Linked DNA regions of Homo sapiens: region 1 is linked to region 2. Evidence: chromatin loops called from intact Hi-C (ENCODE). Cell type or tissue: GM12878. All regions are shown on one strand. Links, peaks and the distances in the headings refer to the core of each region. The heading gives the core; the rest is flanking DNA. Region 1 overlaps CLIC5 (chloride intracellular channel 5). Region 2 overlaps CYP39A1 (cytochrome P450 family 39 subfamily A member 1).

What was found. Hi-C counts contacts between places; a loop is a spot of excess contacts. Peaks named below come from ENCODE experiments on the same cell type or tissue, not always from the same donor. Only the 100,000 strongest peaks of a DNase experiment are listed, where the experiment ranks them.
Region 1: it touches region 2 in a loop (8-fold over the local background); 10 of 110 quality-filtered maps call a loop at or near these places.

What each region holds. Positions count from the first base shown.
Region 1 is chr6:45,922,121-45,938,226 of GRCh38, reverse strand. The region is part of intron 4 of CLIC5 (chloride intracellular channel 5); the gene reads left to right. Among named protein-coding and RNA genes, the nearest start is that of CLIC5, 86 kb to the left of the region's middle. RefSeq lists enhancers at 10,172-10,835, 10,836-11,500, 13,772-13,921. In GM12878, for the core only: a CTCF peak has its summit at 7,619 (motif pointing left); no DNase peak of the experiment used is centred there.
Region 2 is chr6:46,617,285-46,633,390 of GRCh38, reverse strand. CYP39A1 (cytochrome P450 family 39 subfamily A member 1) reads left to right here. Exons shown (of 12, transcript NM_016593.5): 6 at 2,321-2,428; 7 at 7,883-7,973. Among named protein-coding and RNA genes, the nearest start is that of CYP39A1, 27 kb to the left of the region's middle. In GM12878, for the core only: a CTCF peak has its summit at 6,902; a DNase peak (open chromatin) is centred at 6,970.

The DNA of each region.
Region 1 (16,106 bases), core at 4,384-12,383, 700 kb after region 2:
GCTCTGTGTGAGCTCCATGGCTGTGGCCTCTCCCCAAGAGCATCAGCATTCAGGCCCAGGCCTCCTTCCACATGCCGCCCTACATTACTTTGCCATTTTTTTCCCTCTGGATCTTCAGCTCTGCACCTAGTTCTCCAACTTTCTTTCTTTAGAGGGTTTCTCTTGTATTTTCATTTACTTTCTCTTGAGCAGAGCCCTCCCTCCCCTCTACCTGGTCACTAATGCCCCAGCCCCCATACACACACTGGCCCAGGTCATGATCCTTTTCTGCCCTCTCAAAATGAAAGCATGAGAAAAGCCAACACTGTTACATGGTTCTCCATGGTGGGTCACCTCTCCACTCCACTCCTGTGGTGGCTACAGGAACCACCAAGTAAAATTTCCCTGTTGTTCCCCAAAGCCTTGTAAGTCCCCAGCTACCACAACCGAGACCCCATCCGTGGGAGCCATCCCAGCAGTACTGGAGTAATGGAGAGAATCATCCATTAGTTTGTACATTCAGTCATTCACTGATTCATTCAAAAAACCACAAGTTATATAAAGTGACTACAAGTCCGAGCTAATATTTAAAGGGCACTGCTTATGTGCCAGGTACTGTGCTAGGTTCTGGAGTTGCCAAGGCAACGAGACAAAGTCATTGCCCTCCATGAACTAACAATCTACAGGGAGCTGTAAAACAAGTACATGTGCAATTCCCGGCCTGGGTTTGAATCCCAGCACTTCTAGCTGCACAACTTTACCCAAGAGGCTTATTCTTTCTGAGCCTCTGGCTCTGCATCTGTAAAATGGACTTTACATTCAGTTTCTTTATCTGGCAATAAGGTAATTAATAATATCACCAAGGTTTGTAATGCAGGTTCATCTATTTTATAACTCAGCGCATGTAAAACCCTTAGCGCAGTGTCTGGCCTCGTAACTGTTAAATTTGATTATTCTGATTATTGCTATTAGCACAAAAATGGGACTAAGATGAATAATGACATCAGAAACTGCTGCTTCAGCTCTTGCTTCCCCCTCAGTTAGCTCTTCCAAATCTCCCACCCATTCAGTCTATTTTCTACTTTTTAAACTTTGTTGGTGCATGGTCCTCCTCTCCAAAGTGTCATCAAGGAGCGTCAGTGGCCTGGCCCAACTCTCATACCTCAGCAGCCTTGCATTTTTTTTTGTTCCCTGAGGGACGATTCTGTGCTCCGTGTTTAGGCCTATCACTGTACTCACCCCTCCTCTGTAATTTCTAGATCCAGGTCCCCTTGGTCTGCAGTAACCAGATACTGCCTCCATGCCCCCTCCTCTCACTCTTTCCAACCTGCTCTTCACTTCACTTAAATGTAGACTGGATTTTCTCATGACTCGGTGGCAAGATCCCACATTAAGTCAGGTGCTACTTGGGGAAGTTGCTTCGTTTTCTTGTGCTCTAAGATCTCTCACCCACACGCCTGGTTTTGGGGAGAAGGATAAGGACGGTGTTTCTAAACATGCTGTGTTTCCTATGCAGAGAGGCAGGTGACTGTGTATGGCTCAACTTGCAGACTCTAAAGCCAACTACTTTAGAGTTCAGAGTTCAGACACCAGCTTTGCCTCTTGTCCTTGTAACATGGCACAGGTTACTTCAACTCTGTAATGCCTCAGTTTCCTCATCTGTGAAATGGGGGTAATAACTGTGTATACCTCATAAGTGTGCTTGGAATAATGCCCACTACCACGTTCAAAGTCAGCTGCTGGGGCCAGGCATGGTGTCTGACCCCTGTAATCCCAGCACTTTGGGAGGCCAAGGCAGGCAGATGACCGGAGGTTGGGAGTTCGAGACCAGCCTGACCAACATGACAAAACCCCATCTCTACTAAAAATACAAAAATTAGCAGGGTATGGTGACAAGCACCTGTAATCCCAGCTACTCAGGAGGCCGAGGCAGGAGAATCACTTGAACCCGGGAGGCGGAGGTTGCAGTGAGCCGAGATCACGTCATTGCACTCCAGCATGGGCAACAAGAGTGAAACTCCATCTCAAAAAAAAAAAAAAAAAAAAAAAAAGTCAGCCGTTGTTCTGAGCAGTTATCTCGGGTAGACAATTGTACCTTAGCAGAGAGTTCTGGTATAAAAATGCAGTTTGAGGGGTTATACATCTTTAGATGATTAAGACGATGCCCAAGGATCAATCACATAGATGGGATGACAGAGGGAGAGGAGTCAAGGAGGAAGAGAAAGAAGGACTAGCCAGGGAGGATGGAGGAAATCGGGGGTAGTGGGGAGGGCATAAAGATGGGAAAGCAAGCTTTATTGTTGTTGTTGTTGTTTTAAAAGAGTGATCTGTGTTATAAAATGCTGCAGAGAAGGTCCTGGGAGACTTTTGCCTGCTATGTGCAGCTCCCTGAAAGTGTTCTTGGATATCCTTTTCTGTCTGCTTTTCTCATGTGGAATCCACCCATTACTCAGATTCTACACAACCAGAGAGAGCTCAGTCTGATGGAGGAAGCACAAACCCTGCTCCCTTAGAAAGGGGAGGACCAGTGGGTGATGATAGGGAACTGGATCAGGAACCCACATGGGAAGAGTGCTCGTGGTCCTGCGAAAGAGCATCTTTGAGATGGGAGAAAGCAGCACTGCATTTAGATTTGGCTGGAGGGGTTCCTCCTCTGAGCCCCACATTCACTTTTTCAATCTTGCAGGGAGAAGTTATGCCCTGGGTTTAGACCTGGAGGTTCATAGAGTGCTGAAGTAGAAGGCTTGAGGGAGGGCACAGTGTCATCCATGCCCCTTTGGCACATCCTGCAGCATCCCTGTAATTAGCAAGCAGTTAGGTCTGTCCTCCCCCTTAATCATGCTCTCTACCCAGCCTGCCTGGCACATGGTGGAGTTCAGCAAGGGCCCAGGCCTCCACCTTCTGCAAGCCAGTGCCTCCACCTCTAGCAAGCGTCGCTGTGAAACACCCCTCCCCGCCTGCCACTGGAACACCCCTTTGGCTCCTTGGGTTTGTCTCTTCCCTAAAGGGGTTTCTTTGACACCTACTTTAACATGTCCCCCACTCTCTGTCATTCCTAAGAGGATGTGGACTTCTCCCTCTGAATATCTGTCTTACATTTTGCATTTCTTACCCTCAATCTGCCATTTGAACAGACTCTAAAAATCCCTGCAAATCTCTTGGTTTTCAAGAAATTCATTTTAGTTACTTATCATAATCTAGGCAGAAAGTGCTATATTTCACTTTATTTTCCACAATCTCTCTTTCCTTATGCTTCAATCCTAGCAATACACATGATTTATTTCATGTTCTGTCCCCATCGCATATGGCAGGTAATTAACAAATGGATCTAATGTGCATCTTGAATGCTCTATTTTGATTAACTAATTTGAAAAGTCTCCTACCCCTTTTTAAAATTTCTTCCAGGTCTATCATGTTTCCCTCAGATACAGTTAATGTCCTACCAAGAATTACCATCCTTGTTTTTGGTGCCAGTGTCATATTCTCATGTGCTTTTGCCCCTTTTCTTTTTAGCTGGAGAGGAAGTAGGCATGCCTATGCCTGTAGCCTAAGACAAAAATTCAGTATTTCTCCTGCTCTATTCACGCTGACCACCTTCCATCCAACCTCCTTTTGCGCAGCCCACTTCCACAGGACTCCCTTTCCCCTAGTGAGAGGTCTGAAAAGCCCCAGGGGCAATAGTATCTCATCTGTATCACATGCAGTCTTGGGGCTTAAGCTCTCTCAGGCCTCCCAGGCGACCTGCACTAAGTGGTGTTTTGCCCAATCTGGATGGTTTTAGTCTTTCAAGGCTTCCTTTGAATTCCCTCTTTTCTTCCCCCTTCAAGTCCACTTTTCTCTCTTATTTCCACCTCTGTATTCCTCTGTCTTGGGGGGCCTTCTTTCTATTTTAAAATTTATACTCCACTTGTTCCAGAAAGGCTTTATAGCTACTCCCAGGGATGCATAAAGCACGGCAAACCAACAAAGGCCAAGAGGAGGTGAGAAAGAAAAACAAGGAGACAACCATCAAATGGAGCCCTGGGTGAGCTAAAACAGTCAGGGCAGCCCCGGGGCCTTCGTGCGCCACACAGAAGGTAGACCACAAATTTGGCTCTAAACTTGTGAGCAGACAAAGCAAAACAGGGCCCCTGGTCAGCTGCAGCTCGGTCCTCCTAGAAGATAAAAACAAACCAGCCTCCCAGAAGAATAACAAATATTCCTGCTGTGAGCCGCAGGCACGGAGGAGCTGTGGTTTCCATTTTCTTTGGCTCTCCCCTCCTGTGACTTCTCTTTCAGGCTGCTGTAGACTCCAGGCCCTGCTGACTTCCTGCTGCTCTGACTCCTCTCCATCTTCCCCCACCTGTGAGCTGTGCTCCTCCCGATCTCACAATCCCTGTGTTCTCTCTTCACCTGAAACTCACTTTCTTCCTTTCTCTCCATCTTCTCTGGAAGACTCAGGAGACCTCCCTGCAGCCTCAGGCGTGTGTCGCCAACCTCCCTGCCCCTCTCTGTCCACCCAGCACATGGGACACAGAACAGCCTGTCTGGGCTTATCTATTTTCATCAAGATGAATGGGCTCCTGCACTAGATGTGCAAAGATGTACCCCTTTCACTCGCAAGGCTGCACCTAGTTCTCTTTTTATGGAAGACTCTGAGATGTCCTAACATACTCTTCCTAAAATACTTGTCCTAATAAGGTGCTTCTAACTTCCGAAAGAAAGCCCTAAAAACCTTCCTTGGTATCTGTGACGTGCTGGGCATGTGCTCAGATTGCATTGCCCTTCATCAGTTGTAACTGCAGTGGCCATGTTTTCCAAACTGAAAATCAGATGCCTAACAAATTGCCTTCATTGAAAATAATCAAATTATAAGAAATTGGTACTGTCCCAGGAAATCCAGGACACATGTCCCCAGATGAAAAGCACCTGGTTAGGGCTAAGCCCTCTGCTTCTCCTTTCTCTCCAATCCAAGCTCAAACGTGGTTACCAGAGGGCGAGGGAGTGTACCCTAGTTCCCACCACCTCCTGGTTCCCAATTTGTTGCTGGAACAAAAAAGTGGCCATTAGCCACACAGGTCCCTGAGCAGTCTTGGTTCTGTTTCCAAATAAAGGCCAAGGTTTCCACCTCCCTAAGGCTCACATCAGAGGCTCCTCTTTCTGGAACCTGGAAGCTCCCTGGGCTTATTCTGGAAAAATTGATTGTCCCTGCCACATAGAATGGAAGAAGACTCTCGGGTTATTCTAGGAACCTCAGTGAGTTTATCTCAGAATTTGGATGATCATTCCCACTGAATGGGAACGTGATTGAAGGAGGACATTGTGGTTCTTATTAACACAATATCAATGACTGTCATCCTGCCTCTCTCATTTCCCTTCCTCATCTCCTAGAGCCCTCATATAAGGCAGCAGGGGCAAGCCAGCCACAGGTGCATTCCTCGCTCTTTCCTTGTCTTCTTGTTCCATTCAGGCCCGAATCTTCAAATTGCTCCTGTCTTCTCCTTCTAAGAGGTGCCACCTGCAGTGGGTCATGCTCCTGGCTGATGCTGCTAGAAAAAGAACTCATCTGTATCACTGGCGGTCTTTCTTTTCCTTCCAGGTTTTCATGGTTTGTGTCCCCAACAACTCATCCCTGTCCTCCCATCTTGCAGACTGCCTGGTGTGACCACACCGACAGACTGATTCCTGCAGCCGGCTCTGGTCCTCCCTACCCCGGGGGTCACAGTGCTTCCTTCCCTTCGCTCCCTTTTAATAAGATCTTAAGACTCTTAAAGTAAACGTATTAAGCAAGATCATCCTCATTTGATGTATAGAAAATTTAGGCTTACACACTTCAGCTCAACATTAGAAAGTTTACAATTAGGCCGGGCATGGTGGCTCACGCCTGTAATCCCAGCACTTTGGGAGGCCAAGGCAGGCCGATCACGAGGTCACGAGTTTGAGACCGTCCTGGCCAACATGGTGAAACCCCGTCTCTACTAAAAATACAAAAATTAGCTGGTCGTGGGGGCATGTGCCTATATCCCATCTACTTGAGAGGTTGAGGCAGGAGAATTACTTGAACCAGGGAGTTGTAGGTTGCAGTGAACCGAGATGGTGCCACTGCACTCCAGCCTGGCGACAGAATGAGACTCCGTCTAAAAAGAAAAAAGAAAAGAAACTTTAAAATTAAATCTGTAGAATGGACTGCCAGCAAAAGAAGTGAGTATCCCATCAACAGAAAGGACCAAAAAGAGGCTGGATCTTTGGAGGCAGGAACTGCCTAATCTAAGGTGTCATTGATTGTACGACACTATTATTTTAAATACTGGCTGGGCACAGTGGCACACACCTATAATCCCAGCACTTTGGGAGGCCGAGGTGGGCAGATCACTTGAGGTCAGGAGTTTGAGATCAGCCTGGCCAAATGGCAAAACCCAGTCTCTACTAAAACTACAAAAAAATTAGCCGAGCATGGTGGCGCACACCTGTAATTCCAGCTAGTTGGGAGGCTGAGGCAGGAGAACCACTTAAACCCGGGAGGCAGAGGTCGCAGTGAGCCAAGATCATGCCACTGCACTTTAGCCTGGGTGACAGAGCAAGATTCCATCTCAAAAACAAACAAACAAACAAACCTCTAAGAAACAACAACAAAATGCTATCACTTAAACAAAGTGTTTTCACTTAACCTCTCATATTTTGATTGTAAGACATTGCCTGATTTCACAGATGTTAAAGAGTGAAAAAAATGTGCACCTTAGACTTGAGACATAATAGTGGACTTTCACAGTCCTTTCCAGATCTAACCTTTTATTACTTCCTTGAGGCTATTCAGTGACATGTCAGACCCTCCTTTTGCTTGACCTTGAGCTGCCCTGTTGGAAAAAAAGTGAATCAAGTTCAACATTGCTTCTAAATTGCCCTGGGATAGCGATACTAGCTCCATTTCCAGTAAATAGCAACTCTGTTCTCTGTCCCTCTTGCCTGGAAACAGGTAGCTCTTCCTCATAAGTCAGGGCTTGGCAAACTTTCTCTATATAGGGTCAGATAGTAAATAGTTTAGGCTTTGCAAGCTACATAGCCTCTACCAGACTCTGCTCAATTCTGCTGCAGGAATCATAAAGCAGCCACAGATAATATGTAAACAAATAAATAGGGCTGTGTTCCAATAAAACATCATTCGTGGACACTGAAATTTGAATTTCACATCATTCTCACTTCATGAAATATTATTCTTCTTTTGACTTTTTTCCAACCATGCAAAAATGTAAAACACAAAACAATACTTAGCTTGAGGGCAGCATGAAAGTAGGCAGTGAACTGGATTTAGTCCTTGGACTGTAATTTGCTGACCTCAATCTTAGGCAGTCCGTGGCTACAATAGCAAGTTCTGTTAATTTCAGTATGCCTCAGCCTCCTCAACGGTAATATGGAGATTGTAATAGCACCCTCTCTTGAAGATTTGTCATGTTAATTAGATGAATTAATGCATATAAATCACTTAGGACAGTTCCTGGCACACAGTAGGCACCAATATGTGATAGCTATTGCTGCTGCTGTTGCTGCTGCTGCTATTAATTTCACAGTGCTCCCCCCGCCTCCATACCTAGTGTCCACCCTTTGGACTGGGCAGCCCAGCTTTCCCTGTAATGAGGAAGCATGTGCTGCCCTCTTCTGGCAGGCAGAGGAATCGTCGCCAGAGCCAGCTGATGTGATTTATTCAAGGCCTGTGGATTCGAAAGGGTCTTCCTATACAAAGATTCAGTTTTATCTAAGCCAAAGCTTAGACGGTTCAAACAAGGCTAGGTCTTCTTCAAGGCTCAAAGCCACCTTCCATTATCTGTCCCCCACACCAAGGGAAGGGCATGTCCACCAGGCCTGACGGATCTACCATAGGAGGTCCCTGGCTGCCCCTCCCAATGACAACTACCCCCAAATGCTTCTTTCTCCCTTTCCTCTTCTCCTTCTACAATCTCGAGTCTTTACATTTACGAACTTCCTTGACCTAAAATAAAAAAGTGCTTGAAAGGATTCAGAGCGGCCTGGGAGGGCTGTTAGCCTAGAACTAACAAGCCCCTTATTATCAAAGGCCCTGTGCTTTCCCCCAGGCGTCATGAAAGCCACTGCTGCTGGGGGGTAGGTGGGGAGGAGGGTGAGGGACAGTGAAGTGGGGCATTTTTTCCAGATTCCCAGGATGTGGTGAGCCACGTTTAAAAAAGAGTGTGTATATTTATTATTCCAAGCCACTTCAATCATAAGGCGCTTCATGCCTTCTCCCCTTCCTCCCTCCCAGCCCCCAGCCCCCGTGTCACAGTGGCCCTGTCTGGAGGGCCTGGCCATCCAGGGGATGGATGCGGCACCCCCCTTCTCATTCTGCCTTGTGCTCTGCCACAGGCCTGATGAGAAAGCTAAGGCCGTGTGTAAAAAGCAGCAGGAATGTGAAACCTAATTACCCTGTAGCATGCTCAGAAACAGAGTCACTTAGGTGGCCGTGGGGCTCCATGTCTACTCTGTTGGAAGCAGTTCTTTTGGAGGACAGTTGGGTCCCAGGAAGACCGCTGCAGAGGCCTGGGAGCCCCACGGTGGGCTGTTATCAGGCCATCTTGGTGAAGGCTCCTGGGTGGTCAGGCCGACCTCCACAGCAATGCGGATAACATGTGACCGTCTCACCACTTCCTCATAAAGCAGCCATTGCTGTCTCCTTTCAAAAACGCCTCTGGTCACAAAGGGACCCTTCAGGCTGCCTTCCTTGGCAACCCCTGTGTGCAAATAGCCAACTAGGGGTATTTTGTTTGTTGGTTTGTTGGGTTAAAGTTTTGCTTTGACTAGCATTCTTGTAAGGAAAAACAAATAACCTAGGCTCGGTGGGACCCACCTCGGAGGTCTGGTGGGCTCTGCACTTGCATGTCCTCGTCTCCTCCCTCATGGAGGGTCCTTGGGGCTGAGGGCAGGAGGGAGAGGAGTGGGCAAATGCTTCCTCTGGTCCCTCCCATGAGCTGCCTGAGGGATTCCTCCAGAGGGTCTTTGATTTGGTTCATTATTGAGGTGGATGCTTCCAATTTATAATTTAACAAATCTTGCTCCTGAAACGAATCCTTGGGCAGTTGTAAGGAAGGCGGTTGGTGGTGGCGTGGCCTGTTGAATGGGGCAGGCATGGGGAGAAGGGGGTGGGGAGAGCTGGGCCCTGCGTGGGTGGGCGCATTCATTAGTGGAATTTTGCTGTGTGGGCTCCTGGACTGGAGTAGAGCGGAGACCACCAACACCATTCCATGTGGTGGAATTTCCCGCTGTCTGACCAGAATGAGTTCTCCTGGCCTGGCCTGGATGCAGATCAAGACCTGGGGAATAAAGGAACGTTAAATAACTGATTTGCACATGAGTTAAATGTTCTTTCACCTCTTCCTACCGTTACCTCATCCTATGCAACCAACACCTCTTGTCTTTGTGCAGTCTACACATAGGAACCAAATACGTTTCTCAATCTCTCTCTCTCTACACACACACACACACACACACACACACTTATGCACTTCGTGTGTGTTCTGATGTTCTTATGTACTGGCAAAGGCCATCACATACCTCCTTAGACAGGCTCATTTCAATTAATCTAAAAGAAAGTGCTTACATGCAAAATTATATTCATGATGGGACACAATATATTCATGATGGGACACAATATCCCACTAAGCACAGGATATGCAGACCACAGAAGTACAATAGTGTGTCCATGGGTGTGTGTGTCTACATTTCATTGTGTGTGTGTAGGTTGAAAGTATCACAGTTGGTTTATACAATTACTACATTCATAACCCCTTGTCTGTGGTTAGGACGTAGCTTTGAGGAAACTTTTTCCAAGTTTCTGCTGACCTTTAGGGGAGAATATCTCTGGATAAGTTAACCTGTAGAACAGATTCCCTCATTTTTGGTAGAGCTGGGGCTGAAAATGACAAGATGTGAAATCCAGGTGGTGCACTGAACCTTCTAGCAAAAGCTTCAGCATTTCTCAGCTTTTAAACATCTTTTGCTACCAACTAGTGTTGCAAAGACATAAGAACTAAAACCAGGGATTAAATCTAGTCTGGTATTCTGACTTTATCAGCAGTTTAGAGAGGGTAATTTGTTGGGAAAAAGTTGCTACATGGAACTTTGGCTTTAAAACCCCAGGCTTTCTTTCAAATCCTGCTCCAGCGCCGTCTTGCAGGAAGGCACTCCACCCCATCTCAAGCTTGTTTCCAGGCTGAGCCGGAGTAGCCTCATGAGTTAAGACAGGCACAGACTTAAGGCTTAAGCATAAAGCAGCACTTCTTTTCATTCCTCTTGTTAGCCAGACCATTTTCTACCTTGCGAATACATTTGAATCCCGTGGGGGTTTTAGAGGAAGAATAACCCCCATAGGTTCTTAGTTGGAAGGGACCCCTGTAACAAAAGACAGATTAACAAGAGAAAAACAAGCAGAAGTTTATTAACATGTATATTTTCTATAATGAGGAGTTCTCAAAGAGATGGCTTTGAATTCTAGTTTCACAGCATCCTCATCAAAGGACAGTAAACTTTTAGAGATGTGACAAGGGAAAAAACACTTTGAGTCTCTAGGGGCAGCAACTTCGGGGGATAGCAAATGAATGGCAGATAAAGGCCAGTTAGCAAAGCTTGTTCAATGTAGATTCCTGCAGGGCCATCTCCAGGAGCATAAGCGTCTTAAGTTGTTTTCAGTGGTTCTCCCTGGTAGAAGGGGGGAGGCAAGATACGTTTTGTCTTTGTAAATCTACGTCCTGCTTTTAGACAAATAGAGGGAGGGCAGAGAGCTTTACTGCCTCTGTTTCTTCTGAATTGTCTTCATCTCAACAATCCTTCCTATTTTGGGGGTGGCATATCCTGGTTTCCCACAGGGTCTTGTTACGAAGCAGATATTGAGGTAGTGGATCTGGGGCAAGGCCTGAGAGCTCCCAGGCGATTCGGACACTGTTGGTCCAGGGCTGTGCTGTGAGAAACAGGGTTCTGAGCAGCTGTCTCTGTGAGGAAGCATGCTGGGTGTGCCTCCTTCATCATTGTCACCCCAGACCCCAGCTCAGCATCTGACCCAGGGCAGATGGTCCATCAATATTTGTTAAATGAGAGAAAAAAAAGTATACAAACACTTCAACACACCTCTACCTTGTCTATGCCTTTGCTTGGGAGATGATGACGGGGCCTCATCAGAGCCACGGGCACGTCCTCCAGCCACTTCCTGTCCCCGCTGTGGAACCTCACCTTTTAAATCTGTCCCCATGTTGCAGACTCCCCTATGCTCTGACTGTATTTATTTAAAACTTCCCAGTCCCCATTTAAATCCTATGATGTTCTGTGACTAGCATTGTCTTTGACGTGAGAACATACAATGCTTTTGTAGCCTCTGTTATATGATATCAAGCTTCATGGTGAATAATCTCACTTAGAACCAATCAATAAAAGAATGCAAGAACCTGAGCAGCTCTCCTCACTAGGATGGCCAGTGTGCTGGCGGGCTTCGCTGAAGTGGGATTTTTCTTTTCACCATTATTTTTATAACCACATTCAAGGGAAATTCTATTTGGTGTTAAAAGTGATACTTCACCAAGAGTCAAAAGAGAAAACACAGAAGGCTAAATTCTAGACTTTTTTCAGCTAGCAGCCAGAGGTCAAATTATTTTTCTAAGACCCCTGGTGGACAAAGCATTTAATGATCTGGATCAAGGTAAATAAAATACGTTTCTCTGGCCGGGCGCGGTGGCTCATGCCTATAATCCCAGCACTTTGGGAAGCCGAGGGGGGCGGATCACAAGGTCAGGAGTTCAAGACCAGCCTGGCCAATATGGTGAAACCCCATCTCTACTAAAAATACAAAAAAAAAAAAAATTTAGCCGGGTGTGGTGGCGGGTGCCTGTAGTCCCAGCTACTCGGGAGGCTGAGGCAGGAGAATGCCATGAACCCAGGAGGTGGAGCTTGCAGTGAGCCGAGATCACACCACTGCACTCCAGCCTGGGTGACAGAGCGAGACTCCATTTCAAAAAAAATAAAAAAAATAAAATATATATATATATATGTATATGTATGTATATATGTGTGTGTGTGTGTGTATGTGTGTGTGTGTATATATGTTTCTCTGTGCTAGTGTCTAGAACCTCTTCCCTTCCAGAACATTCTGGGGAGGGGAGGGTTGAGCCACGTGATTTCTCAGACCTCCTGCACTCAGCTCTAACTCTGATGGTCTCATGCCCACTGATGTTTGCAATGATAGTTATCCATGTTCTGTTTCCATTGTGGGGACCCTAAGATGAGTTTTACTCAACATTTTGCCCAGGTCTGAAACTGCCTCAGTCCTACCTGAGTCGTTTGGCAGAGAGGTTGATGCTAACCTATGCTTCTCTCTTGGCTCTGATAACAAAGTGGCTGGGACTCTGTGGGAGGGTATCTCAGGCCAAACTAATTGAATCCCTTCATCTATCCTCAAAAGACCAAGGGCTACTATTATACAAAGAAAGGGAACTGTTGTTCCTCTACAGAGTTAAAGCTTATTACATAAGTATATAAATAGAGTCACATGATTTTAGGGTCCTTCATCTTTCCTCAAACCCCACTGAACGGCTTATTCTTTCAACAAATACTTATTCAGTACCATACGCTGTGCAAGGTGCTAGAATAAAAGTGAAATAATGAGGCTGAGCGCGACGGCTCATGCCTGTAATCTCAGCACTTTGGGAGGCCAGGGCAGGCGGATCACGAGGTCAGGAGTTCAAGACCAGCCTGGCCAATATGGTGAAACCCAGTCTCTACTAAAAATACAAAAATTAGCCAGGCGTGGTGGCACGCGCCTGTAGTCCCAGCTACTTGGGAGGCTGAGGCAGAAGAATTGCTTGAGCCAGGGAGATGGAGTTTGCAGTGAGCTGAGATCGCACCATTGCATTCCAGCCTGGGTGACAGAGCGAGACTCTATCTCAAAAAAAAAAAAAAAAAGCGGAATAATGACATGTTGGCATGTTGGCAATACCTATGTATATTGGCAAATGTTGTGTTTGGCTGTTTGTAATAGAAGCCTGACTACAGTGGCTAAAGCAAACATGTATTTTATTAGCAAAACCTATATAGCATTTTACTATGAACCATGCCCTGTTCTAAGCACTCTTGATAAATGTTTACTTCTTAAGAGGAATTTGCTTTTCTCACATGACAAGAAGTCCAGAGAGTAGAGAGTTCCAGGCAAATGTAGTTGCTGAAAGAAGTCGAGAATTGAGCTGCTGCTTAGAGCTCCTAATTCTCCATCTTTCGTGTGTGACTTTCATTCTTGTTTCACAGGATGGTTGCTCCACCCCCAAACATCACATCCGCATTCCAGACAATGCCAGCCGCATCTATCTTATCTTTCCCAGAAGCCCATTGATTAATTTCTACCGATATCTCTTTAGCCAGAACTTGGTTATTTGGCCTTCTGTAGCTGAAATTCTGGGAATCTAGGAAGATGAGTATTTTTGATAGGGCACATTGCTACCCTGAAAATATATATATATATGGGCTCTGTCTTCTACTAGTAACAAATAAAAGGAGACTGAATTCTTGTATATTCAATTCTTATATATTCACTTTCAAGTTAAGGTGATATTTTTTCTCTCTCTGGTGAAAATACCTGTCCTAGCCATTGCCAAAAAGGACACACTATTTTAAATTCTCCTTTGGTGCTGGAAAAATCTGAGTCATTTACCCCCTACTAGATTTCAGGAAACAGAAGTATAAAATTGCACATTTAATTTGCTACACACTTCAAACTTTAGGAGATGCAAGACTCATGTAGTAAAAGCTGTGCAACTCAAACATCCAATGGGTAGCTTCTCCCCACAAACTGTAATTTTTGCTGGGGCACATTAGGGTATCCAGGGAACTGCTCTGAGCAAGGGGGAGGGAGGTCCAGGTGTACTTGTAGCATATCTGGGGAATTCTGTGTAAGTATCAGTCACCCCCAACCTTTAAGGTTGCCCCATTTCACATCTGTTATGATGAAGGCTTTCGGCTGGGGGACTGTGGTTCTGGCTGTAGAGTCAGAATGAAAGGAACAGCTGAATATCCCTGTTCATGTCAGCATTTCAGGGCAGAGGATGAGTCAAGCACGATGTTTACTGAGCAGAGCCAGAGGCAAGAGCCACTTTTTTCTTGCAGCTCTAAGAATTTTTTGTTGCTTTTTTTGTATGCTTTGTTTCTCATACATCAGCATCATCATGCGTTGCACATACACATTGTACATAACAACTGCTTACAGCATGCCGGGCACTGTACTAAGCCCTCTGCAGGTGATGACTCAATTATTGCTCCCAGCAACCCTCTAAGGTATGCCATGTTATGATCTCCACTTTGCAGAGAAGGAAACAAGCACCGGTTAAGCAACCTGCCCAAGCTAGTATGTGTCAGGGTCAGGACCCCAGCCCAGGCAGCTGGTCCCATGATCTGTGCTCTTGACTTGCGTATATTAACATTTAATATAATCCACTATTTAATATGTATGTAGTGCTGAATTAAACAAGAGTGTGTCATTTAGGAAATGGTGATCAAATCAGTTCACGATCCGATGAATACTCAATGAATGACTACCATGTGTATTTCCTTAAATATACTCAACACTTCCCACCTTCCCCATCAGGGTCCTCACCCAGCAATCCATGTGGGGAAAGGGGCACAAAGTTGGCCCACAGTGGGCACCGAATAGATGCCTGTTTAACAAATAAAAGAATGGGCAACTGGAAGAGAATTTGTAGGATATTCACAGAATCACCAAATCCAGTAATTATTTCAGTCTAGCATTGCAGTGGCACAGAGGCAGTTTTTAAGTTTGTGAATGGCTCTTATGTAAAAGATGTGGCTATTTGAGGATGAAACAAGACAAAATGTGGTGAATGTACTTCAGCCTAAGTGTTTTGGGGGAGGGAGAATTGAGAAAAATCTCTAGGTCTAAACGCTGGAACGGATGACTGATAAAGTTAGAATCTCTCTTAACCAGCTCATTCTAAGTGTGTGAGCATCCGCATTAAACCTAATCTATGGCCTGATACTTAAAAATAACCTGTTATAAAGTAACCATAAAAAAACTCACAGATTTCAGCCTGATTCATTTGGCCACATAAACTACAATCAGCATTAATAGCTTCCGTCAGCATTTATGCCGTACTTTCTATTAGCACGATGGGTTCTACAATCATTTATGAGTTTCTGGAAAGTCTAATAGAAAACACACGTACATGTTCTCTGTGGAAAATACACAATAGGTTTTTGGGGAGTTTTTTGTTTGTTTGTTTGTTTGCTCAGGGATAAGCCAGAAGGTGTCGCCACTGCCCCATGGCTAAAGTCTGGGCCGGGTTCCCTAACCAGAACTTCTCCCCTGATCACTCCTGAGCTCGCTAGCTCTGCAGCTTCCTCCCACATTCAGTCAGTCTCTCTCTCTCTCTCTCTCTCTATCTCTCTCTCTTTCTCTCTCTCTCTCTTCCTCCCTTCTCCTGTTGATAAATAAACATTCAGGCAGCTTACATGCTACAGATGAGTACACAAAAGGAAACTTAATTCGAAGACCTAAGTGATAATCTTTCTCTTCAAATCTACTGTGGCTTTTAAGAGGTTTAGAAAATTATTTGGATCTGGAGTCCCTACCTCCCTTCATACTTTAAGAAAATATTATACTAAAGGCATGCTAAAGTTGTCCTAAATGTTTACCATGCTGGTGTTTTAAACATAGCCAAATACTGGCCAAAGTCTCTTGCCTTTAAAAAAAATATGCATTTTGTTGTTGTACTAATACTTCTGAACATACGCCAAATATAAGGGTGATTTGTGGAGCTGTATTAAATAAAAAGATGCTTCTTTATAAGAATCCCCTATAGAGCTTGGGGAAGCAGCTATGTGGAGAATCTGTGTCTTCCTTAAGAAAGTTTCTGAATTCCTTGGAAATACATCAGAAAACACCCCATTCTCCCCACCACAGAGGAGGGTGGGCAACCAACAGTGTCCTATATCCCAACCCACCATAATTGTAAGACTTAAACGCTATCTTTCAAATAAAGAATCATTTACTGGCTTCTTACTGGAAAGAACTATAGGAGCTTGTCATTTAATTCATCCTCCCCTCTGAGGCTGAAATTCTTTCTAGAACAAACAAATAATACCCATGGCACCAC
Region 2 (16,106 bases), core at 3,859-11,858:
TTCTTCCATGTTATTTTAGATATATCTTAAACTAGTGTTTTTCATTTAAAATTATTATTGTATCATAGAATATCAAAATAATGAAATATATCTATAGGATTTTCATGAGGTATAAACTTTGTCCTGTGACAACTTACATTATAAGTATAATAGAGACAAGCAGTAAATGAAATTCATATCTAAACTATTTTCAATTCTGCTAATCCATTATCACAAAAACAGTAATAACACATTAGCTAACATTTTTGGGGTGCTTACCTTGTGGCAAGCATAGTGTTACATATTTCACAAGTAATTTCTTATTTATTTTCACAACTTTAATACAAGGAAAACTGAGGATGTTAAATCCAGAAAGCTAGGGATTAGAGTAGTTAATCCCTTGACAAATTACATGCTTTAGTAAATAATAGCATCAGTCTCTATTTTATAATGTATTTTATAGGCTAGTGATTGAATAGTTTTTTTTTTCTGTGTCATAGTATCTGAATCAAAGCTACTATGCTGTGGTACAATGCAGTTCTCCAAATCCCTAATACAAGAGAGTTGTGATTTGTGTCTCTAAGGGGGCCAGTATAGCATAGTGGCTTAGAGTATGGGCTCTGGAGTCAGGGCTAGACTCACAGGGTTGGGATCCTAACTCAACCACCTTCAAGCTATATGTCCCTGGCAAAATTCCCTAACTTTATTGTGTTTCAGTTTCCTCATATGCATAATGGTGAAGATAATAGTATCTGCGGGGAACCACAGACACTGGACCCTATTTGAGGGTAGAGATTGGGAGGGGGGAGAGGAACAGATAAAAACAATTATTGTGTATTAGGCTTAGTACCTGGGTGATGAAATAATCTATAACAAGCTCCTGTGACACGATTTTACCTATAGAACAAACCTGAACTGTACCCCTGAACCTAAGAAAAAAAAAAAACCTGACAAATAGAGCCAGGGAAGGTCATGAAGAGAGGGTTCTCATGCTTGAATGTGTGATTTAGAAAAGAAAGAAAAGAAAACTCTACAAAAACCACAAACCTGCACAAAGACCATCACAGCCTACACAATAATACTTCTACAGGAACACCTATCTAGCACCTGGCCTGTCCAATATTGTTATTGATCTTTGTAGACAAGAATAATGATTGCACAACAATTATGTAATCCTTCTCATTTTTTCCTTTAAAAATTGTTGTCTTCCTTTAACTCTCTGAATACGCACATAGTTTACTATTGCATGCATTTTCCCATTGCCATGCTCTATTCTCAAGTAAACATCTTTTCTTAAAAATAAAAAAAAAAGATAGTAGTATCTGCATCTTGGAGTTATAGTGAGGAGTGAAATGGGTTAAATACTTGCAATACACTTAAAACAGTACTTGCCCTTAGCAAGCAGTGAGTTGATATTAGCTCCCATTATTTCTATCACCTAGACATAAGTTATTTAAGATTAAAAGTAGATGAGTAACTTAATGAAAATGTTACAGTGTCTGAATTTTTTCCCATGATGGAGAGCCGTCACTGGCAAAGACAAATCTGGGGAAACCGCCCGATGAAGAAAATACTTTAGTGGGATTTGTTTGGTGACTTGAGAACAACATGTCTTGAGATGGGTAGCCTTGGATGGGGCCCTGCCCTGAGCTGTCACTGTTCAAGTCAAATGTCCGTTCTCTGTATGGTTTTAGAGTATTGTGGTATTTGTAATATTCTGGCTTGGCAGTTCTGTCTCCCATGGTGAATGGGCTGAGAATCTGTATGGTGGATGGGGGTGTAGTTTTCTCCTGAATGCACCAGAGATGTGTGTTTCTCTATTGCTTGCATTTTGCTAAGAGCAGAGGTTTATAAGACAGGGATTCCAGAGCAGTGTGGAGGGCAGAGATAATAACACACAATTTGCCAATTCAGTTTGGTAAAGTAGAGATCCAAAGTGCATTTTACCCTCTGAAAGGTTTTATTTTAAGCACTTTTTAGGTACTAACTCATTTAATTCTCACAACAATCCTACGAGGTAGGTACCATATTATGAACATTTTATGGATGAGGACACAGAGGCACAGAGAGATTAAAGTAGCTTGTTCAAGGTCATCCAGCTCTTAAATAGCTGAGCCAGGATTTGAACAAATGCAGTGAGGCGGTCAAGCTCCAGAATCCCTACTCCTAATTACTATACTACAGTAAGGACATAAATCCCTTCACATGCCTCAAACTGCAAAACCTGGGAATGGCAGAAATGATATCTTTCATATTAAAGAAAAAGGCATGATCTCTTGTTTATTAACATCGATATTTGTCACATAGCCATGGTTTGGCAATGTTTATTTCTTTTAAACAGACATTATTGCAAGCTACGCTGGATATTGTAGAGACGGAAACAAGTAAGGAAAACTCACCCAATTATGGGCTCTTACTGCTTTGGGCTTCTCTGTCTAATGCTGTTCCTGTAAGTATATTAGTAAAGTATGAGTTACGTTGCTCTCCACTGTCCTTTCATCTTTTTTTCCTTCATTTCTGTCTTCCATTCTTTTTTCCACTCATCACTCATTATGGAAAAGAAAAAAACTACAGTGGATTTGGTTGTGAGATAAAAACCAAAACTGAATGCCTAATGAAATCTGATTAGGTTACAAAGGAGACGAAACAGATCTCAAGCAAATTCTGTCCTCTGAAAGGCAGTGTGTAACAGGATGAGGGAAAAGCTTGCCCTTTGGGGCCAGTTGTAGACAACATCTGTTTATGGAACACTTTTTGTATGTCTACCAATGTGCTCAGTATTGGTATTGAAAAGATGAATAGGGATTGGCCACATGCTTTTATTGGAAAGAGTAAGTAAATGGATAGTTTCAGGTAACTTGGGCTTGGATCCAGACATCCCAATTTGTAGTTGTAGACTGTCATGGTGGTAATTTAAATTTTCTGTGCCTCCATTTCCTAATAAGAGATAATGTACTATTTTACCTAATAAGGGTAAAAAAAGGGATAATGTATGTGAACCTCCCACTGTGGTCTTAGAACTTGGGTGCTCAATAAATGGTAATTCTCATTTCTCTACAAAGTTGTTATGAGGATTTAATAAGATAAGCCTAGCTGGTATCAATGAATATTAGCTCTTTCTCTCCATTTGTACCCATTCTCCTTCTGTGTGCCATTCCTGTTTGCATTGCTTAGCATTATGGTCCTACAAGCTTCCGCATGAATGGTGCTGGTGAAATTGGAACTTTCAACACTTCTAAAGAGAGGCAAGACTTAAAAAACTGTTTTTTGTGGGTTTTTTTGTTGTTGTTGTTGTTTTGTTTTGTTTTGTTTTTTTGAGATGGTGTCTCATTCTATCACCCAGGCTGGAGTGCAATGGCGTGATCTCGGCTCACTGCAACCTCTGCTTCCCGGGTTCAAGCGATTCCCCTGCCTCAGCCTCCTGAGCAGCTGGGATTACATGCGTGAGCTACTGGGCCCGGCTAAAAAACTGTTTCTTTTAAAATCTGTCTTGCATTAGATTAGAGCCATGAGATTTGTCTGTCACGTCATGTTCAGTGCCAACAGTTTCCTGGGCCAGGAGGTTCTCACATTAGCCTAAGATGCTACTTATATTATCTGAAATTAAAGGGTAACTTTTTAAATATACTTGTTTTCTACTAAACAGGAGGATTTAACCTATCCATGATGATATGTGTGGGCATTTTTCTTCCTTTTTCTTCTAACAGATAGAAATTAGGAAGATGTTTTAAGTATTATTTATTTAGCCTTACTTTTATAAAGGCCTAGGTTGTTAAAGGCTTTCTCAGTCATGATATTCTAGTTTCCCTTAACTTGTTGAAAAATTTACTGCATAAAGAGAAGGGATAGAAATTCTGGCCTCTTTTCTCAAAGGTATGTTAGCCAGTGGAATATACATTTCATCTGATATGGTCAAGTAAAAGTAGTCTAAACCCTTCCCCTTCTTTATGTACCTATAATATTCTTCTCTGGTTTTTCCTTAAATAATATTCTTGGAAACTGATTAAGCTATAGCAAAATTGAGAAACAAACATCAAAACAACTCTCAAAGTAGCAACAAAACAGGCACTCCTGTCAAAGAATTATTTTTCAATATCTTGTTAGAAACATCCCCCGGAAGAAAGACACACAAAGCCCCATTGATCTGACACAGGGGAAGTCGGTTCTTTGGAATTTGTTCTTGGCGCTGGTCTGAAAGGATTTAAATCATTCATTTCAGAAAGAAAGTGTCTGATGATTAGAGAATATTCCATCTCACTGGCTCTTGTTGGCACCTCCAAGAGGCAGCCTGGTGAGCAGGCAGAGATCCTGGAGAGGCTTTAGAGTCAGATCCAAAGCCAATTGCCAGCACTGGGTAACAGTGGGCCAATTGTTTAACCTGCCCAAGCCTCAGTGCCCTTATCTGTAAAATGGGATTAATGCTATACCTACCTTAAAGGGTTGTTGTAAGGATTATTTTGGTAAGAAATAGATTGTGGCTAATAGCACCTGGTTCAGCATAGGTCTTCAATAAATGCTAGTTTTCTTCCCTTACAAAAATTATCTCCCTAGTTTCAGTCAATCATTATTTTCAATGGCCCGTTAATACTGAACATAGGCTTCCAAATATTTGATGGCTCAAAGGCCCCAGAGTGGGAATATCCACTGCTATTCTGCTTTAGTGACCTTTATTGCTGCTGAGAATACCAGAAGCCCTACCAGAGGTGTAGGTGGTGGGGCCTGTCTTTTCCTGGAGCCCAGAGTATATCTATATCTCCTCTCTCCTACTTTGTACTCTGCCTCAAGGCCCATAGGACTCAGAGCTCAGGCTTCAGATGGGTTAGGCACTGGGTCACTAGGAGGCTCCATTGTGGCCCAAGATATTAACTATAATTTATGAAATTATTTTTATGGGAAAACCATTTCTAAGTTCCAAGAAATTTCTGACTGCCAAATGATTTTTTTAGAAGATTTCTCCAAACCAATCACAAAGCTGACATTTTACCTTTTTTATCTGCTGCATCTCTTACATTCTTTCTAAATACTTTCAGTAGCAATTGCTACCCCATCCCACTCTCAACTCCCACAGTATTTATTTTTTGTAACATGTGTTTGCTCTCTCACTGTCTTGTACATTTCGTTCATTTTTCTCCAATATGTATTCATATGCCCAACTAAATGTGAAAATACTTTGGACAGGAATTATCTCCCAACATATTTGTGTTTACCATGATCGGTAGAAGACTCTCTGGCATGGTATGAAGACTCCATCAAAATCTCTTTTTGAATAGATAAATCAGTACCAAAGAACACACTCAATTCATCTTCTCTTTGACACAGCAAAGATACAGAGTTTTCCTCCTTGCCCTTTCTCTCATTTGTTCTTACCTCTCCAAAACAATGGAATGACATTATGGTGGCTGCTTCTGCAGTTCAGTGAGCTGAGTGGCCCTTCTTCTTCTTGCCCATCTCTGACCTTGGACTTGAACTGTTTTACAAAATACTAATTGGTACTGTTGGGAGCAGTTTTCAACCCCTTTCCCAAATGTGGGTGCACAAAGACCTCAAAGTCACTTATTCTTGCTTATTGATGTAGTAATACATATAAACTTTTATTAACTATTTTATATGCCTTTTTATCTTTTAAAAATACTTTGGCTTTTTTAAAAATAGAAAAAATTTTAAAAACTGTAATCTGTTAAGGAAAAAGGAGACATTAAAAAAAAGTGGCTCACGCCTGTAATACCAGCACTTCGGGAGGCTGAGGCGGGCGGATCACAAGGTCAGGAGATCGAGATCATCCTAGCTAACACGGTGAAACCCTGTCTCTACTAAAAATACAAAAAATTAGCCATGCGTGGTGGCAGGTGTTTGTAGTCCCAGCTACTCGGAAGGCTGAGGCAGAAGAATGGTGTGAACCCAGGAGGCGGAGCTTGCAGTGAGCCGAGATTGCGCCACTGCACTCCAGCCTAGGCAACAGAGCGAGACTCTGTCTCAAAAAAAAAAAAAATAAATAAATAAAAGTAACAGCCATTTGTAGTTTAGCTAAATTGCTTATGTTTGTCATTTAAAAAGTAGTATCCAATTTTATTGAATCTCTAAAGCTATATTTAGGCACATACAACTATGAACATCCGTTTTGCGTAACTGAAAATCTAAGTAATATGGCTTGGCTCTGTGTACCCACCCGCATCTCATCTTGAATTGTAATCCCCACATGTAAAGGGAGGGACCTGGTGGGAGGTGATTGGATAATGGGGACAGTTTTCCCCAGGCTGTCCTTGTGATAGTGAGTGAGTTCTCATAATATCTGATGCTTTAAAAGTGTTTGGCCATTTTCCCCACCCCCTTCTTCTGCCACCGTGTAAGATGTGCCTTGCTTCCCATTTGCCTTCTGCCATGATTGTAAGTTTCCTGAGGCCTCCCCACCCATGCAGAACTGTGAGTCAGTTGAACCTCTTTTGTTTATAAATTACCCAGTCTCAGGGAATTCTTTATAAAGAAGTGTGAAAACAGACTAATACATTATGTCTTATCACTATTTTTTTCCCCAACATGAACTCTGACTCTTCAAGTAAGATGAAGTGAGTATGGAGTAGTTATTAATTGAATTCAGTAATTTAGCACTTTTATCTGTAGTTAATAGTAGAAAGGGGGCCTGAGTAGAGACAGGACAAGATAGTTCTCTGAGCATCTGTTTCATCATCTGTAAAAATGAACTAGAAAATCTCTAGGATAAATCTTTCTTAATCTGGATAACACTCCTGAAAGAAAGCCTCTAAATTGAGGACCCTTGGTTCCCCTATTCACATCGTTTATGTAAACAGTACCATATTTATCCTTGCACTATCAATTTAAAGTTAGAAAGGGAAAAATAATGAACAGTATTGAATTTGGCTTATTTGAGCACTTCTTTTCGGACAATTGCTCTTCCTCTTTTGACCACAGAGGGGAGTATTGGTATTATTTAAAGGTACATAATGTTACCTCACAAAAGAGACAGACTAAATTTAGTCAAAATATTGCATGAATCATTTCAGGACCAATTCTCCTAGATGAAATCTCTTTCATAATAAATGTATTTAGAAAAAAATGAAAGTGAAACCCACACTTCTTTGGATGATTTTATACAGGTTTTCTTTATTACGTAACCTAAGAATAGAAGCAAAACTATTTACCTGAGGAGGAAGTTAATTTTTAAGATGTAAAGCAGTATGATTTTATCTTGTAATACCACAACGAGGAAAGATATGAAATAAGTTTGAGTGGCCAAGAGAGAAAATGTGCAAATATACTATATTCAATAGCATTCAAGTGTGAAAGGACTCAAAAATTTTTTTTCTTTTATTTACTAATTCAGAGCCAAAAAAAGCCAAAAAAAAGGACTTTGTTTTTGACATTGAGTACTCTCATAATTTAGTTTACGGGATGGTTTCCTGCTGCATTTTCCTGGGCTTATTTAAAACTACTGTGTTTCAGTTGCAGAATATAAAATGTGCTAATTCACTTGTATTCTAAGGAAATTAAATCTTAAGAAATGTTTTTGTTTTGGATTAATATTCTTAAGTGTCATAACTAGTTGCTTCTGAAAATTTAATATATGCCTATATAATATTTTGTGTTACTCATTAGTAAAAATAACAACTTTTCTCATTTTTAGTGAAGATAGATGTTTAATCTATTTAAATTATATAGTTAAATTATAGTGACAAAATAAAAATTTAAATCTGGCTTCTTGGAGATATATTACATATCTCTTATTAATAATATCTAGTTGTTTTCAAAATATGCTTTCTACTAATGTGCTCTTAAGGTTAATTTAAACATCATCCTTTTTAAAAAATATATGTATGGCTAATACTAAATATGCTTTTGTTCACCTTCAAAGAAGTTCATATTTTTGATATATGTTTTTCTTTTTAAGGTTGCATTTTGGACACTTGCATACGTCCTTTCTCATCCTGATATCCACAAGGCCATTATGGAAGGCATATCTTCTGTGTTTGGCAAAGCAGGTACTAAACCTTATTATATAGGAAGACACAGCTAATAATGCATGTTTGTCACACATTATTGGCAAAGCTAAATACCTATAATTTTATAAAAATTCAACATAATCCAAAATTCAACATAATTTGTTATATATCAGGATATAAATTGATCAGGTAGAATCCTAGAGTTTAATTACTGTCAAGCATATTTTTGTGCAACTCCTTCATTTTCCAAATGATGAAATCAGTGCTATAGAGATTGTGATTTGCCTAATTTCCTTACTTAAATATATATACACCTGTTTGTTCTTCTAATGTCTTGGATCCTCACCTCAATTGAATGAATGTCCACAGTTTTCAAGTTCAGGATTTTTCAGATTTTATAAAAGTAATAAGGGTATATTCCATATATTACATAAGAGCCCTAATAGGACTGTAGAGGTCAGGTAAGGCTTGCTACCAAAGGATTATTAAAAGACAACAAACAAAAAACAAGTAAACAAAAAGAAATAAAAAAACCCTTATGGTTGTTAGAAATTTGAGGATTTAGGAGCTGCAAATAGGGATTGTTGCCTTGAACTCTTTAGTTCAGATGTCAGCTGTTTATTTATCATCTCTTTTAAAAAGCAAATACAAGCTTGAATAGAGAGTACTCAACTACTTGTTTATTCAGCATAATTTGACCAATCTGGGGAGTTGACTTTTTTAAACTTCTTAATATGTCGTATTATGTATCCTGATATAAAAAGAATAAGAAATGATAGGGTTTTCTTGGAAGAAAACAATATAATATTAGGGCAAAAGGTATGATGCCAGTTAATGGTTTTCCCTCTCCCTTCCATGATTACTGAAAATATTTTATTTAAAGTTTTTTTTTTTGGATTGCTTCTTATGGAGTTAAACCAAAAAGTAAACTGGCTTGGCAACCATGAATATCTAAGTAATATTGTCTGAGCCTTGAGTATGCGTCAGCAGATGCTGGACCTTATAGAAATGGTGAGCATCATTATCATTGAATGCCAACAATGCTAACAGGTTAGATTCTGGAAAGACACTGGTGAATATAAGAGAAGACAACTGGCCTTTGTGCAGCTTGCATCTACAAAACAAATAGAAAGGCACATGCCCACATGTCTACAAATGGAAAAAGGCAATGCACTCTTGATTGTCACATATTCTCCTTTATCATTTCCTTACTAGAGTCTTTTCCTGACTTAGGGTACTCCAAATTTGTGGCTTTAGGAAATAAAAGAGTAGAGAGGGGATGATGGGGATAACGTGGGGGGTCCTCTCTGACCCAAAGGCCACAACAGAAGTGTAACATTAATCTAAATTTCTACAAGGCTTGATTCTAGAACTCTTGAACCCAGTTCTAGTGGAGAAAGATTAAAACCTTTTTGCTTTTTCTATGTTATTGTTTATTTTTAAAACCCATTGTTCTCTTCTGACACAAAAAATGCTCCTTCGAATAGTACTACCACTGCAACAGCTACATTATATGGATGCTTTCAGTCTATAAGACACTACTGCAGAATTGAAAACTATTTATGAAAGACATCAAACTTTTTTTTTAACCATACTTATACAGAAGCTATTCAATAATCCATACATAAGATCTAGTAGCAGCTCAGGAATTTAAATGTTGTGAGAGGAGTCCACAGATCTTTGGAAGCTGATATCAAGGAAGATATCCATGTGTCCATACAAAGGATTCTGTCAAGGAAGGAACATTTAAGTACATTCGATTAGTCAGGATTCTCCAGAGAAATGGAACCAATTAGGATGTAAATAGATACATAGATAAAGAGAGAGAGAAAACTCAAAAGACATTTATTATAAAAAATTGGCTGACCTGACTATGGAGGCTGAGGAGTCCCATGATGTGCTGTTGATGCAGGCTCTCAGTGGATTGGATGGTGCACACTTACATTAGGGAGGGAAGCCTACTTTACTGAGCCCACGAATTCAAATACTCATCTGTCATCCAGAAACACCCTCACAGACACACCCAGAATAATGGTTAAACTGAATACCCCATGGCCAGTCAAGTTAACATATAGAATTAACCATCATCTAGGCATCATCTAATCTGTTGAGTTTTGTTTCTCTGGAGAACCCTGAGTAAATTTACCCACCCACATATAGGAGGGCAGTCTGCCCTACTCAGTCTACTGATTGAAATGCTAATATCAACTAGTAATACCCTCACAGACACACCCAGAAATAATGTTTAGTCAAATATCTGGGCACCCCCGATCCAGTCAAGTTACATGTACAAATTATCATCACAGGCATGGAACAGGAATCTGACTCAGCACAGCAGTTTTTCTGTTCTATGCTCTTGTCTCCCGCAAGATCACCATTTCCTTCTTGGGAAAGTCTTTTATGAATTTCCAATGCTGTATCTCTGTGGCTTCAACACTCACTTCTAGGCACTTTGCCCAACTTTCTTATAAAACAAATCTCAGGGTAAAAACTACTATTGAATACTTGCGAAAGGAAAGGGTCAGACTCATACCACTTTTCTAAAGGCAGTTAGTTCTTGAACTATCTTGATAGCTGCCTTTCAGCCTACTCTTGTGTTCTCTATTTGTTTACTTTAAAATGAAAGCTTTTTGGGGCTCCTTTGTGAAGATGCTTGCTTAGCCCCAATTATTTTGGGTGGTGCTTTTCATTATTCTACTTCCTCTAACTAATCCTGTACACCTTCTATCTAAGTCTTTATTATCTAAGTCTTTATTATCTTCCTAAGTCTTCATTATCTGCTTCTTCCTTTTCTTGTTTTACAGCTGTGTTTTTATTTTTTAATTGCACACTTTTTAATTTACTTTTTAGCAACAGGGTCTCACTTTGTCACCTGGAGTACAGTGGAATGATCATAGCTCACTACAGCCTCGAGCTCCTGGGCTCAAGTGATCCTCCTGCCACAGCCTCCTGAGTAGCTAGGACCACAAGTGTGTGCCAGCATATTGGGCTTCATTTTTTTTAATGGGACATTGGGGCAGAGGAAGGTAGAAGTGCGTTCTCAGGTTGTCATCTTGAGCTATAAGTTTGTGTGCATGTAACATGCATCAACTTATAAATAAAATTATATATATATAATCATAGATAATTAACATACCATAAAATTTATCCTTTCAAAGTGTGAAATGTAGTAGTTTTTAGTATATTTATAAGATTGCAACCATCAACACTGTCTAGTCCCAGAACATTTTTATCACCTTCAAAATAAATCCCATACCCATTAGGAGTCACTTTCTGTTTCCTTCTATTTCTAGCTTCTGACGACCATTAATTTACTTATTGTCCTGACACATTTGCCTTTTGTGGACAGTCCATATAAATGGAAACATATGATATGTGGTCCTTTGTGTCTGGCTCCTTTCGTCTAGTGTACAGTTTTATATTATAATGTTTTACATTAATTGATTTTCAGGTCTTGAAGCATCCATGCATTTCTGGAATAAATCCTGCTTAATCCTCATGTATAATTTTCTTTATATGTTGCTAGATTCAGTTTGCTAGTATTTTTTGAAGTATTTTTTTTGAAGAATCTATGTTAATAAGGAATATTGACTTATAATTTTCTTTTCTTAAAATAACTTTGTCTGGTTTTGGTATCAAGATAATTCTGGCTTTAGAGAGTGTATTTCTTCCTCTTCTAATTTTTGAAAGAGGTTATGAAAGATTGATATTATTTCTTCTTTAAACATATGGTAGAATTCACCAATGAAGTGATCTGGTCCTAAGATTTTCTTTTTGAGAAGTTTTTTGATTAATTCAGTCTTTCTACTTGTTACTGGTCTATTTAGATTATCTATTTCTTCTTGAGTCAGTTTTATACTTTATGTCTTTTTAGGACTATGTCCATTTCATCTAGATTATCTAATTTGTTGGTATAAAATTTTTCATAGTGTTCCACACAATCCATTTTATTTCTGTAAGGGCACTGGAAAACCAAATATTTCATTCCTGATTTTAGTTTGGGTCCTGTTTTACCTTCTGGGTCATTGTAGCTACATATTTGTCAATTTTGTTTTCAAAGAACTCACTTTTTAATTTTGTTTATTTTAACTTGATTTTATTTTTCCTAGTGATTTTTGTATTTAATTTAATTTTGTTCTAATCTTTACAATTTCTCTATTTAGTTCTTTAGAAAAGATTTCCTTAGTTCTTTGAACATAATGAAAATATCTGATTTAAAATCTTTATTAAGTCCAGCAACAGTTTCTTCAGGGACGCTTTCTGTTGATTCCTTTTTTTCCTCTGTGAATAATCTATTCAGACAGTCTTCTACTTATAGTGGTTCAACTCTTGATTTTTTAACTTTATGATTGTGTGAAAGTGATACACATTCAACACTGTATTTTCTTATTTCATGTCTTATTTCATGTTTCTTATTATATGCCTTATAATTCTTTGTTGAAAACTGGACATTTTAAATAATAGAATGTAACAACTTTGGAAATTAGATTCTTCCCTTTCCTCAGGGTTTGTTGTTGTTGCTGTTTATTGTTCTTGTTGTTTGTTTGATTGTTTAGTTATTTTCCTTAACTAATTCTGTAATGTTTGCATTCTTTGTCATGGGTGGCCACAGAAGTCTCTGCTCCATTATTTAGTGATCAGGTATTAACTAGACAGATATTTCTTTACCTCAGTAATTTAGAAGTCCCCATTCTTTGCTAAGGGACTGTGTGTGCATGTTGGCCATGCCTTCAACACTCAGCCAAGCAGTTGACAACTCTGCCTTAGCTTTCGCTTTCTACCTGTGCCAGAGCCTCAAGGATGGGTGTACATGACAGCTTGTGGCCTTCTCATGTCTTTCCTGAACATGAGTAAAGCCCTGGGCAAATGGATGCCCTTCTAAATTCCTGGGAATTCATTAGACCTCTGCAAAGCCACTATGAACAACTCATTCCCTAGCCTTTCATTTTCATCTTGTTGGTTTGCCTGTTGTTTGTCCAACAGTTACCTACTGACTCAGATAGTTGCAAAGTTAAACAGTTGTCTTTAAATATTTTAAACCAACACCCCTGGAGGAAAGGCTTTTCATACTGAGTGAGCTCCAAGTCATGTCAAATAAAGACAGTCTTGCAAGTAAGGTCTTCTAGGAAACTGCCAAACTTGTCGCATAATGAGAATACTGTAGTACTGAGGTTTAGAAGAAGTTCCAACCTTGTTGTGCCCTATCTAGTGACTGTGGGTTGTTGATTTTCACTGTGAATGCAGACTTCTGGCTTTTAAGGCTTCTATGGAGATATAAAGAGGGGTTTGAGAATAGGGCAGGTTAAAATGATGTTAAGCTTGATGTTCTTATCAAGATTCAACTGTTTTTTTCTTGAATAGACATTCTTGAATTGCTGCAAAACTTTGGTTAATCTGTAGAATTCTAAAAACTTGATACTTAGAATTTTTACCAAATTTCTTATTGCTTTTAAGGAGGGAACTTTAGGAGATCCTTGCTCTGCTATTTTTACTGACATCACCCTGAAATATAAGTTTTAAAATTTCTTTGGAAAACCTCCCAGGCTTATGTGGATTAACCCTTAATTCATCCATTATTTTACTTGGCCCTCAAACTTATTTTTTGAGTGCTCACCATGTGAAGGCATTGTGTGAAGTACCAGAGCTATGAAGATGAGTAAAGTAACAGTCCATGTTCTTGCAGAAACTTATGAACTAAGTGCTTTTTATAAAAATTGAAGACAGGTTTGGAAGTATCCAGAAGATATTAGGAGAGAAAAAGGAATATTTACATTGTTTCTTTGGAGACATGTACCTACTGGTAAATTCAGTAAGATTCCTGTGCCTGGAACTCTTTCTCTTACTAATCTTTCAGTCAGCTTGAATGTCTCCTCTTCAGATAGATATTTTAGTCTTACCCCATCTAAAGTCACTTTCCCCAACTCTGCCCTTGGTGATTCTCTGACTTGTCTTACTCTATATTTCCTTAAAAGTAAGACAAGTTAGAGAATCACTAACTTTTAAAAATATTTTTTATTTGTGTATTTATGTATTTACCCCACCAAAATGCAACGTCTCCAACAACAGAAACTAAACATAGTTGGTCTTTGTAGTACCTAGCTGCCTAGAACTTAAAAATTATTCAACAACTATTTACTGAATGAGTTTAATGAACAAATGTAAGAATATATGGCTAGTTTTAAGAGATAAGTATCTTGGTCTAGCCTCTGTTTGCAGCTCTATCAACCATCCCATTTGACATTTTATATGAAACGAATGTTTTATATAAAGACTTTTTGACAGTTTTCTGCACTGAATTTTGAGTTAGCAGAACCCTATTGTATGATGGTCAGTCAGTTGGGAGCCACAAAAGGAGCTAGATCCTTTATTAGGATTTCCACAGGAAAGGCAGAGAAGGGACAAGTCAACAGTTTAGCATTAGCTAGTTTGAATAATCCCCAGGGGCTCTAAACTGTAGAGTGGTTTCTAGTGGCCTGATATCTGGCCCTGAGATGATTAAGGCAGAGGAATATTGCTTCTTGGGTTATCTGGGCCAGATAGAAGGGTGTAGTTCTAGATTGGTTGATTTGCATGTCAAAGGTATGCTCCAGGCTGAGTTCTGTGCCAACTGGAAGAACTAGCTTGCCCCGAGAGGGAGAGGAGCAATCTCTCCCCAGCCAGGAAGGTTTTCTGTTTCTTTTAAAGATGTTATACATTTAAGAAATATTATTTTAAAAAAATTTACACACCCACACAAATCATTATATACAGAAAATTAAAAAAAAATACGTAATACACCTAGTCCCAGCCAATATCTTATCAGTACTTTGAGACACTGAGTAATTTCAAGCCCAGTAATCCGTATGAATGGTAAATAATGTTAACTTTTCTCTAGGTTTTTGATCTCTGTAAAGCATTTTTTTTGCCTATGGTTTTATTTTGTTCCTTAATTTTGGGTGAAACATATATTACCAAATCATTGATGATCTGATAAAGAATATTTTTGCTTTGTTATCAAATTTTGGGGTATAATTCCTAGAAATTAGTCTTTTTGTTTTAAATTTTAATTGATAAGTTACTACACATTATTTCAATTGCCTGTCATAACCTCATAATGTAGTGTGGACACTAGGGTCAGACTGCCTGAGTTGAAATCCAGGTGGAGACACTTATTAATGGTGTATCTTTACTCAAGTTATCAAGTTCTTTAAGCCTTTTTCCTCTTTGGGAAGATGGTTAATAATAATCCTCATCTCGTGAAGTTATTAGAAGGATATAACACATGTAAATTAGATAGATAGCGTAGTACCTGGCAAATCGTAATTGCTTTGTAAGTCTTAGCTATGGCCAAAACTGATACAACTATATCAGTTATATGAAATTTTATAATCCTCCCACATCATGAAATTAGTAACTGTTGTAACTTTGAGTTTTTCTACTTCCAAATATTAGTCAGTGTTGTTTTTTGAAATAAGATAGTTTTGTTGAATGTTTATAGTCAGAAATGAATTACTTTCATATGAATTGGCTGTACTTTTGGTGGTGTCAAAATGCAGCAGAAATATAGCATGAGACTATTTATGTCTAATATTGCCCTACAAGATAGGAGTAGTAGAAACAGTAATAGTTAATAGTCAGCGCTAATTAAGTAGCAGGCCCTATTTTAAGTGCTTTCCTTGTTGGCTTATTTAATCCTTGGATCATCCTTCCTAAACATTATTGTTTGCCCTATTTTATGCACGAGGAATGTGAAATCCCAATTAGATAACTTACCTAAGACCATACAGCTAGCAAGTGGTAGGGGTGTGAGTTGAGCCTAGTTTGTTTGGCATGAAAGTTGACAATACAAATCAGCAAATCTCCTTGTTTCAAAATTGTACTTAGAATCCCTGAATTATGATGCTTCAATCCAATTTCCAGCTTTATTCTGTTCCAAGTTGCTTCCACTTTAATCTTCCTAAAGCATAGCTCTGGAGGTATGCTATATGTATACTCAGAAAATGTTCCTGGAGTAACATTCATACCCCTGAGCCTGATACCTGTGGCCATGATGGTAGGTTTGACCCACTTTTGCATGCAGAATCACAATCTAACCAAGGTAGACTTTGGAATACCCACTAAAAACACTCTGCATTTTGTTTCTGCTATGTATTAACATTTATAACACTGAATATGATTTAATTCTAATATAGT